Regions from separate parts of the Homo sapiens genome. Here region 1 is linked to region 2. A link is a loop called in an ENCODE intact Hi-C map of the cell type or tissue named here. Cell type or tissue: heart right ventricle. All regions are shown on one strand.

What was found. Hi-C counts contacts between places; a loop is a spot of excess contacts. Peaks named below come from ENCODE experiments on the same cell type or tissue, not always from the same donor. Only the 100,000 strongest peaks of a DNase experiment are listed, where the experiment ranks them.
Region 1: a loop joins it to region 2, with 3 times the contacts of the local background. A loop is called at or near these places in 7 of 110 quality-filtered maps.

What each region holds. Positions count from the first base shown.
Region 1 is chr2:207,265,776-207,269,775 of GRCh38, forward strand. It overlaps LINC01802 (long intergenic non-protein coding RNA 1802), which reads left to right. Exons shown (of 3, transcript NR_146973.1): 2 at 2,926-3,118. It overlaps MIR1302-4 (microRNA 1302-4), which reads right to left and starts at 3,649; the gene lies at 3,500-3,649. In heart right ventricle, no CTCF peak of the experiment used is centred here; no DNase peak of the experiment used is centred here.
Region 2 is chr2:207,471,090-207,475,089 of GRCh38, forward strand. No RefSeq gene overlaps it. Among named protein-coding and RNA genes, the nearest start is that of CREB1, 57 kb to the right of the region's middle. In heart right ventricle, CTCF peaks have their summits at 2,242, 2,448 and 3,996 (motif pointing left); a DNase peak (open chromatin) is centred at 2,242; H3K4me3 peaks cover 1,012 bases; H3K27ac peaks cover 965 bases.

The DNA of each region.
Region 1 (4,000 bases), 210 kb before region 2:
ACATTTTCCCTAAGTATTTAAGAAATTAGTTGCTTTACTACTTTAATCAAGCCATTTTAACCTTCATTCAGCCAACTTACTCCTTGTAGAGGAGACCTGGATCCTACCTTTACATATCCACTGACTTATCTACAGCTTCTTCTTAAAGAAAATAGAGTGAAGTGATATCATTTCACTTTACCCCTAACCTGGACCTGATGCGTTGCCGCTATTTCAATTACTCATCACGATGACGAACACATCCTTTACCATCTGTAAAAGCTGTCAAGGCTTAAGATTCAAGGGGAATAAAGTAAACCCTGTGGCCCAACAAGGATGTTTTGCGTTCTCCCCTCAGTGCTCTCTCAAAGCTGGGGATTTGGTATCTGCCTTAAAGGCAGAATGGTCTGAGGCCAGACATCTGCACATATGTTTCCTTCCTGTTTTTGTTCCTTTAATCTAGCGCAATGATTTTCAAATTTCACTGTGAATGAAAATTAGAACACAGGGATATATGTTTTAAGGGTGATGTAAGGGCTTTTCAAGGGTAATTCTGAGTTTATATGATGTTCACGTTAGGTGTTGATTATAGAACCTAAAAATACCACTCCTAAGATGTGACTCTTCTGTTTGGAAAACTTCCTTCAGTGTGAATTCTGCCAACAAACTAGAATTTCTAAGTGGCCACGAAATTTCAAATAGCACTTTTTTCTCTTTGGAAAGAGAACTCAGCCCTCAGGCCTAGAGGGGATGCTGAAAGCCACCCCTGACCCCCAAGTCACCACTTAGCAGCTTCTCTGCAGTGCAGTGCAGGGAGAGCAATAGAGAACAGGAGCTCGGCATTCTCACTGGTCAGCCGGTGACCTGGGGCTGCAAAACCCAATACCCATCCATTTCAGCTTCGCATTTCAAAGTGAAGATCTCCTTGGGCCCATCGTATGCTCCTGAATTTCCCAGCTTTTTTTCAAGCCCTATTTTATCTGTCGCTGCTTATACCTCTCCTCAGGTTCATGGTAAGTGGTCTGCTTCTGTCAATGACTTTTTCATCTATGTCAGGGAAAGGCCCATTAGACAAATCCAATGGGACAAGTTCAGAGAGTTTGTCAGTTCCCGTCACTTTCAGGTCTGGCTGTGCAGTGGAGCACAGACTCAAAACAGACTTGTCAAGATAGGCAGCTTCTTGTGGAAGAAGTTTATCTCAATGGAGAGAAACACACGATGGGTAAAAACAGCAAAACACCAGCACGTCAGCCTGGTGAGCTGAAAAGAGCTGCCGGTGAATAAATTAAATCAGACTCTCACTCCCCAAAGTGGGAGTGGGGAGACAATGGTATATATCCAAGAGCATTTGGGGGTGCTCAGTGAGAGCCTGATATCAACGAGGAAGCTAAATTTCTTGTCAATAATTATTTTTTCTATTTTCAGCTTGTCAATAATCAATAATTATTGATAAGAGAAGTGAAAGATAATACTTTATATTTTATTTCACTGAGACAGTAAAGAACCTCTACATCTTCCCATTGCCAAACTGAGCAAGCTCCCAACGTACCCACAGCCTCACATAGTTACCCTCCCCTCTTACTACAGAAAGTAAACCCTCCCCACTGCAGTCCAAGGCAAGCCCTTCTCTCATCCAGTGGAACCTCTTCCTCCACTGCCTTGTCAAGCACTCACTCCTAGAGTTGTCCTCTGCCTTCTATGTTATTAATTTCCCTCCACTTGGCCATTCCCTTCAGCTTACAAGCATGTTGTAACAAAAAAATAAAAAAATAAAAAAAAACAGCCGGGTATAGTGACTCCTGCCTATAATCCCAGCACTTTGAGAGGCCAAAGCCGAAGGATCACTTGAGGCCAGGAATTTCAAACCAGCCTGGGCAACATAGCAAGACCCTGTCTCTACAAAATTTTAAAAAAATACAAAAATTAGCCAGGCGTGGTGGTGTGCACCTATAGTCCCAAGTACTCAGGAGGCTGAGGTGGGAGGATTGCTTGAGGCTGGGAGGTCCAGGCTGTGTGAGCTGTGATGGCACCACCGCACTCCATCCTAGGCAACAGAGAGAGACACTGTCTCCGAAAAAATATAAATAAATAAAAATTTACAAACCAAAAAGCGCCGGGTGCAGTGGCTCACGCCTGTAATACCAGCATTTTGGGAGGCTGAGGCGGGCGGATCACAAGGTCAGGAGATCGAGAACATCTTGGCCAATATGGTGAAACCGCGTCTCTACTAAAAATACAAAAATTAGCTGGGCGTGGTGGTGCGCGCCTGTAGTCCCAGCTACTCTGGAGGCTAAGGTAGGAGAATCGCTTGAAACCAGGAGATGGAGGTTGAGGTGAGCCAAGATCGTGCCACTGCATTCCAGCCTGGGCGACAAGAGTGAAACTCTGTCTCAAAAACAAAAACAAAAACAACAAAAAAAAGAAAAGGTTTTTAACTCCATATCCCCTTTCAGTTGCCACTAATTTTCCTGCTCCCCTTTTTAGCAGAGTCTTCAACTTTCTCAACTTCCTCCTCCTCCCATTCTCTTGAACAATCTTCAGAGAACAAAAAGTTATTATTAAGGTCACCAATGATCTCCACATAACCAAATACTCAGTTTCACAACATTTGCTCTGATTGTTTGCTCCATATAATATAGTATCTTTGCTTGTGATAATTTGTTTACTATCGCCCCTGCCCCCACTATCATATAAGCAATTCTCAAGGTAAAATGGCAAGTTTGCTCTGTTTACCATGTATCCCCAACTCCCAGAACACCGTGTGCCTATCATATATTAGGTGCTCAATAAATACTTGTTGAATGAGTGATTCAATTAATTGATTAATCATCATCAGGGGTTATAAAAATGATGTGGCTCAGCTGGTACCTGTGTATCAGTAAGTAGTAAGAATCAATGTTTCTTTGAGACATATCTGTGTTACTTATTTAACCTAATATTTTGCAGTGGTCTAAAAAGCGATGCTGTCCATTCTCAGAAATGGAGCAGAAAGGCAAGAGAAAGGAAGCTGATATTTTGAATGTCCACTACCTGGCAAGTACTGGACCAGCCACTTGCATATACATTTTCTCAATTATTCCTCACAAAACCTGGATGAGATGGGTGCTAGCATCTCCATTTTGCTGATGAAGGAACGGAGGTAAAAAGAGAGATTAAATAGCTTGTCCAGGTTATCCCTAAGGTGATTTCACGATGAATGAGGAAGCCATGCTGTTTTCTAGTTACTTTGGGCTAGATATTAAATGCTGTGAATTCACAAAATTTCAGAAGAACTGGGCTGATAAAGATTAGTGTAGGTCAGAATTTCCAAAGTAGAATACATATTTAATTTGGTATATTTATGGTGCTGTTTTTATTGTCAAAGAATGTCAAAAGTCACTAAAGTAAATAAAACAATGAAGTTCAATGTGACTTTATTGTTTGTTTTCTTTTTTAAGCATACTCACTATCACGCGAGGCTTGTAACCTTTACCCAGAGGACACATGCTGTGGTATAGCTATCTGGCTAAAGGTGCCTGAGAAAATACAGGATGTCCAGTTGAATTTGAATTTCAGATGAAACACAAATAATATTTTAGCATAAGTATGTCCCAAATGTTGCATGGAGACATACTTATTCTAAGAAAAATTTGTTTATCTGAAATTCAAATTTTAGCTGTGCTTCTGCATTTTTATTTGCTAAATCTGGCAACCTACACCTGGCCAAATGCCCCACCACCCTCCACATACTTATCCTATCACTCTGCCAGACAGATTTTGTCAAGGAGGTCAAGACAGAAAAGAAGGGAGAGAGGACAACTTTGAAAATACCTTGAAAAGAGAAAAGCCTAATGACACACTGTCTTGCTTTCTGTAAGGGATGGCCAGTTTACCTCCAGACTCCTTTGAGCCCCATCCCACCTCTCAGGCCTTCTCTTTTTTACACAGAAATTGAATAACCATGAACAAATTCCATATGTTCTCTAGCCTCGGTTTCTCCATCTGCAAAACAGCAGCAGTCTTAGGTGTCAGAAAAAAACAG
Region 2 (4,000 bases):
CATTCTGCCCTTCGGTGCTTTTTCTTTTCTTTTTTTGATTGGTTCTAGTAAGTTATTCATACATAATGGTATCAGTGATGGGGTATAAATACATATATCACAGGAAGGGTTTTGTTGTTGTTGCTATTGGTTTTGTTTTTTTTTTTTGTAAATTAACTTTACAAGCATCCTGCAGCGTTTTCAAATTGTAAACTGCTGTTTCCTAGTTCATAGACTCGTAGAACCCCAGAGCCAGGCTTAGAGCACGTCCAATCTGTTCCTCTGATTTACAGCTGTGATAACTGAGGCCCAGAGAGGTGAATGACTGCTCAAGTCAAACATCTCATCCATCTCAGCATTGGATCTCAAGTTTCTGCCTCCAGACCCCCTGTCCTGCAGGACCTTTTGGCTTTGCTGTCCTTATTTCTCTTCTTCTGATCCCTCATCTGCTCCTTCCTTTGCTGATCATTAGAACAGGAAGAGGGATAAGGGGCAGCTGCCTAAGGTAAGGCAGACGCTTGACCTCTATCACAAACCCTGATCTCATCCTTCAGGTCCTCTTTGCAGTCTGGAAGGGAGAGGAAAACAGGAGGAGAGAGTGGAAACCAAGAAAGTATCCAAGAGGAAGAGATAAGGAAAAAACGGCATGGGGAGAGGTTTTTGTGTCTACCTGCTCAGATACCAGGAGAAGTGAATAAATGCCTCCCCTACAGCTCTCCTGCCCTCCTCCCACAACTGTGAAACTAAAGTCTTAATGAGAATTGATCCAGCAAACAAATAGATCCAAAGGGGTAATAGGACTGATATGGATCTTTCATGGGAAATTGGATGTATCATGGGAAATAAGGAGTCATAGAAAATTATGAATGAAAAATAAGCATAATCAATATACGATTAGAGATGCAAGGGGAGTGGGTAATGATTCCAAGGCACTGACTGCTTTGTTTCACATCATGATGCTCATCACAGGAACCTATGTGCTCCAGACTGGGCCATGCAATTATGACCAACATGCTAGCTCCCTATGCTGACTGGCTGGACTGAATTAATTACTTTTATTATTATTATTATTATTATCTTAAGGAGACAAGGTCTGGCTCTATTGCCCAGGCTGGAGTGCAGATCTGGTGTGATCTCAGCTCACTGCAACTCCACCTGCCAGGTTCAAGCCAACCTCCCGCCTCAGCCTCCCAAGTAGTTAGGAATACAGGAGTGCACCACTGCTCCCGGCTAATTTTTGCATTTTTGTAGAGACAGGGTTTCACCATGTTGCCCAGGCTGGTCTCTAACTCATGGGCTCAAGAGATCTGCTTACTTCAGCCTCCCAAAGTGCTGAGATTACAGGCATGAGCCACCATGCCCGGCCTGAATTAGTTACTTCTTCAGCTTCCTCGTCTTCTAGCTAAAAACCAAGATCACACCTTCAAATGCTATGATTTCACATTTACATTCTGCTCTTTTTCTTTCTGTCACGTGATCCTATCTTTAAATTTGGGAAGGATGGGGAGAGAAGGCTGTTGAGAGATGTTGCATGAACATTCATCATACAAGCCCATGAACCTGAGAGAGAATTCAGCAAGAAAAGTGAGACCAATAGGTTTGTGTGGAGCCTTCCTGTGTGGGCCACGCTGGGTTGGCCACGCTTTCCTTTGTTGCAGATGACACCTGGCTAGTGTCCTGTCTAGGATCCCAAATTCTAACTAGGTTTCCTCCTTCATGAACTGTTGGGTTTTAGTTAATGATTCACCCCTTCAAACACTCAGTTCTGACCCAGGACTGACTCAAGGCTTCCCAAGTCCCTGCTCGCAAATAACAGAATTCTTTGGAAATAAGCTCTTTTAAGAAAGTCTGTCCTCGCACTGCAATCTGAAACGTAGCAATTCGGCCTCTCCGGCCATCTTCATCTGTGTGTTTCTTGCATACAGAATTAAACTGGAAGGTCAGAGCCATTGTCTGTCTCTAGATCCGATTTCTTGCTTCGTAGTCTGGCGGGGAAGTGCTTTAATCTGGTATATTTACATTAGTCCTACTAACACATTTCCAAGTTCTCCAGCTGCCATGCTACGTGAACCAGGTCAAGTCTGGGAGGGAGAGGTTTGCTTTTCCTTCCTGTGACCTCAGGACTGATTTAATTAAACATCTCCTCCAGCCCCGATTTATAGTCTGAAAAGTGTTCTCACAGAGGCCCTTCGATGTGCTCTGCTTTTCAATTAGCTGAAATGCAATAAGTTAAATCGAAACACCATTCTGAGTGTCTGCTGCCACCCTGAGAGCAGTTGCAACAAGCGCATTCGTCTCTGAGCATTTAACTGCAAAGGGTTTAGATAAATGAGTGGTGGTTTCCTTTGGTAACTTAGCACGGTTCTGTAAGACAGATGAGAGGATTGCTGAGTTCCTCCCTGAGCTCCTGGGGGCTGCCAAGCTATCTCCCTGGATTCCCACTGTGAGGAGGAAATAACCTTTTAAATCTTATTTTATAAACACAAATTCTTTTTCTTTAAGATTAAAAATAAGAAAACCCATTTAACACATGGGGTAGGGGGGCTGAGGAAGTGAAGGGGAAAAAAGGAAAAAGGATGTCACAGTGGAACTGTCCTAAGCCTGTCCCTGGTGGCTTTTTGTTTTACCATCAGGCATCAGATGTCCTCCCCAGTTTGACAATCCTGACCCCCCAACCTGCCACCTAGGAATGAATGAAACCAAATTTCCCATAGGAAATGCTCTCTGCTAGTCTCTCAAAGGCTTCAGCCTCAAAATGAAATCTGACAAAAGAAACAAATTAGATTAAACTGCAGCGCTAAGGGCTTTGGATTGCTCAGATAAAAGAATCTACAGAGAGTTGTTAGGACTGAGCACAATCATCTTCTGCAACTTGGAGAAAAAATCTGAAGTCTTCCTTCCTACAGCTGTTCTTGCTGGCCATGGTGCAGTTTTTTTTTATCATCATCTAAAGGCAATAAACAGATGGTGGGAGATGGAAGGGCTCACGAAGGACCACAACCCGCGTGCCCACAGAAGCCGGGCAAGTAATATATGTGGACAAAACTGATCAGTGAGGATTTTTATGTGAGCTCTCCAGATTTTTAAATGTTGACAACTCATTCAATTAAAAAAAAAAAGAGTCCACCACTGTTACCGCAATGTTTACTGAGCACTTTCTATGTGCCAGGCACCTTATGAAATCCATTATAAAGTGCATCCTCACAACAGCACAGTGAGAGGCAGATGCTGTTATTACCTTCAGTTCATCTATGGGGAAAAGCAAATCTCGAAGTGGCAGAAGCAGCCCCTGCCCACAGCTGGGGCCCTGTTTCTATTTACTACCCTAGACTGCTTACCAGTTCTGTAGATGGCCGGGCGCGGTGGCTCACGCCTATAATCCCAGCACTTCGGGAGGCCGAGGCAGGTGGATCACGAGGCCAAGAGATCGAGACCATCCTGGCCAACATGGTGAAACCTCGTCTCTACTAAAAATACAAAAATTAGTTGGGCATGGTGGCGGGCGCCTGTAATCCCAGCTACTCAGGAGGCTGAGGCAGGAGAATCACCTGAACCCGGGAGGCGGAGGTTGCAGTGAGCCAAGATCGCACCACTGCACTGCAGCCTGGGCGACAGAGCAAGACTCCAGGGGAAAAAAAAAGTTCCGTAGACAAAGAAATTGATGCTCACTGGGATTCATGTGGCCAGAATCATAATAATAGTCGGGTGATTTTTTTTTTTTTCAAAGTAAGTAAACTACAGAAACGGAGCGTAGAGCGTAAAGAAGACATGCTGGAAAAGACAGAGAAATATAAGAAAAATATGTGTCATTGTTCCACGATATTTAGCCTTGTCCTAATGGTTGCGCAGACGAAGAGATTAGAGTTTTTATTTTAAAAACTGTGAATTTAAGCATCAATGATGCTGTTTCTATGATCATTCCCTGTGATTGAAACCAAATGGTGAAACAGCCTCACGAAAATGTCTGAGGTTCAAATGCAGTCGCCATTCTGTGTTTGTGTAGACAATGCTGCCCTCTCGT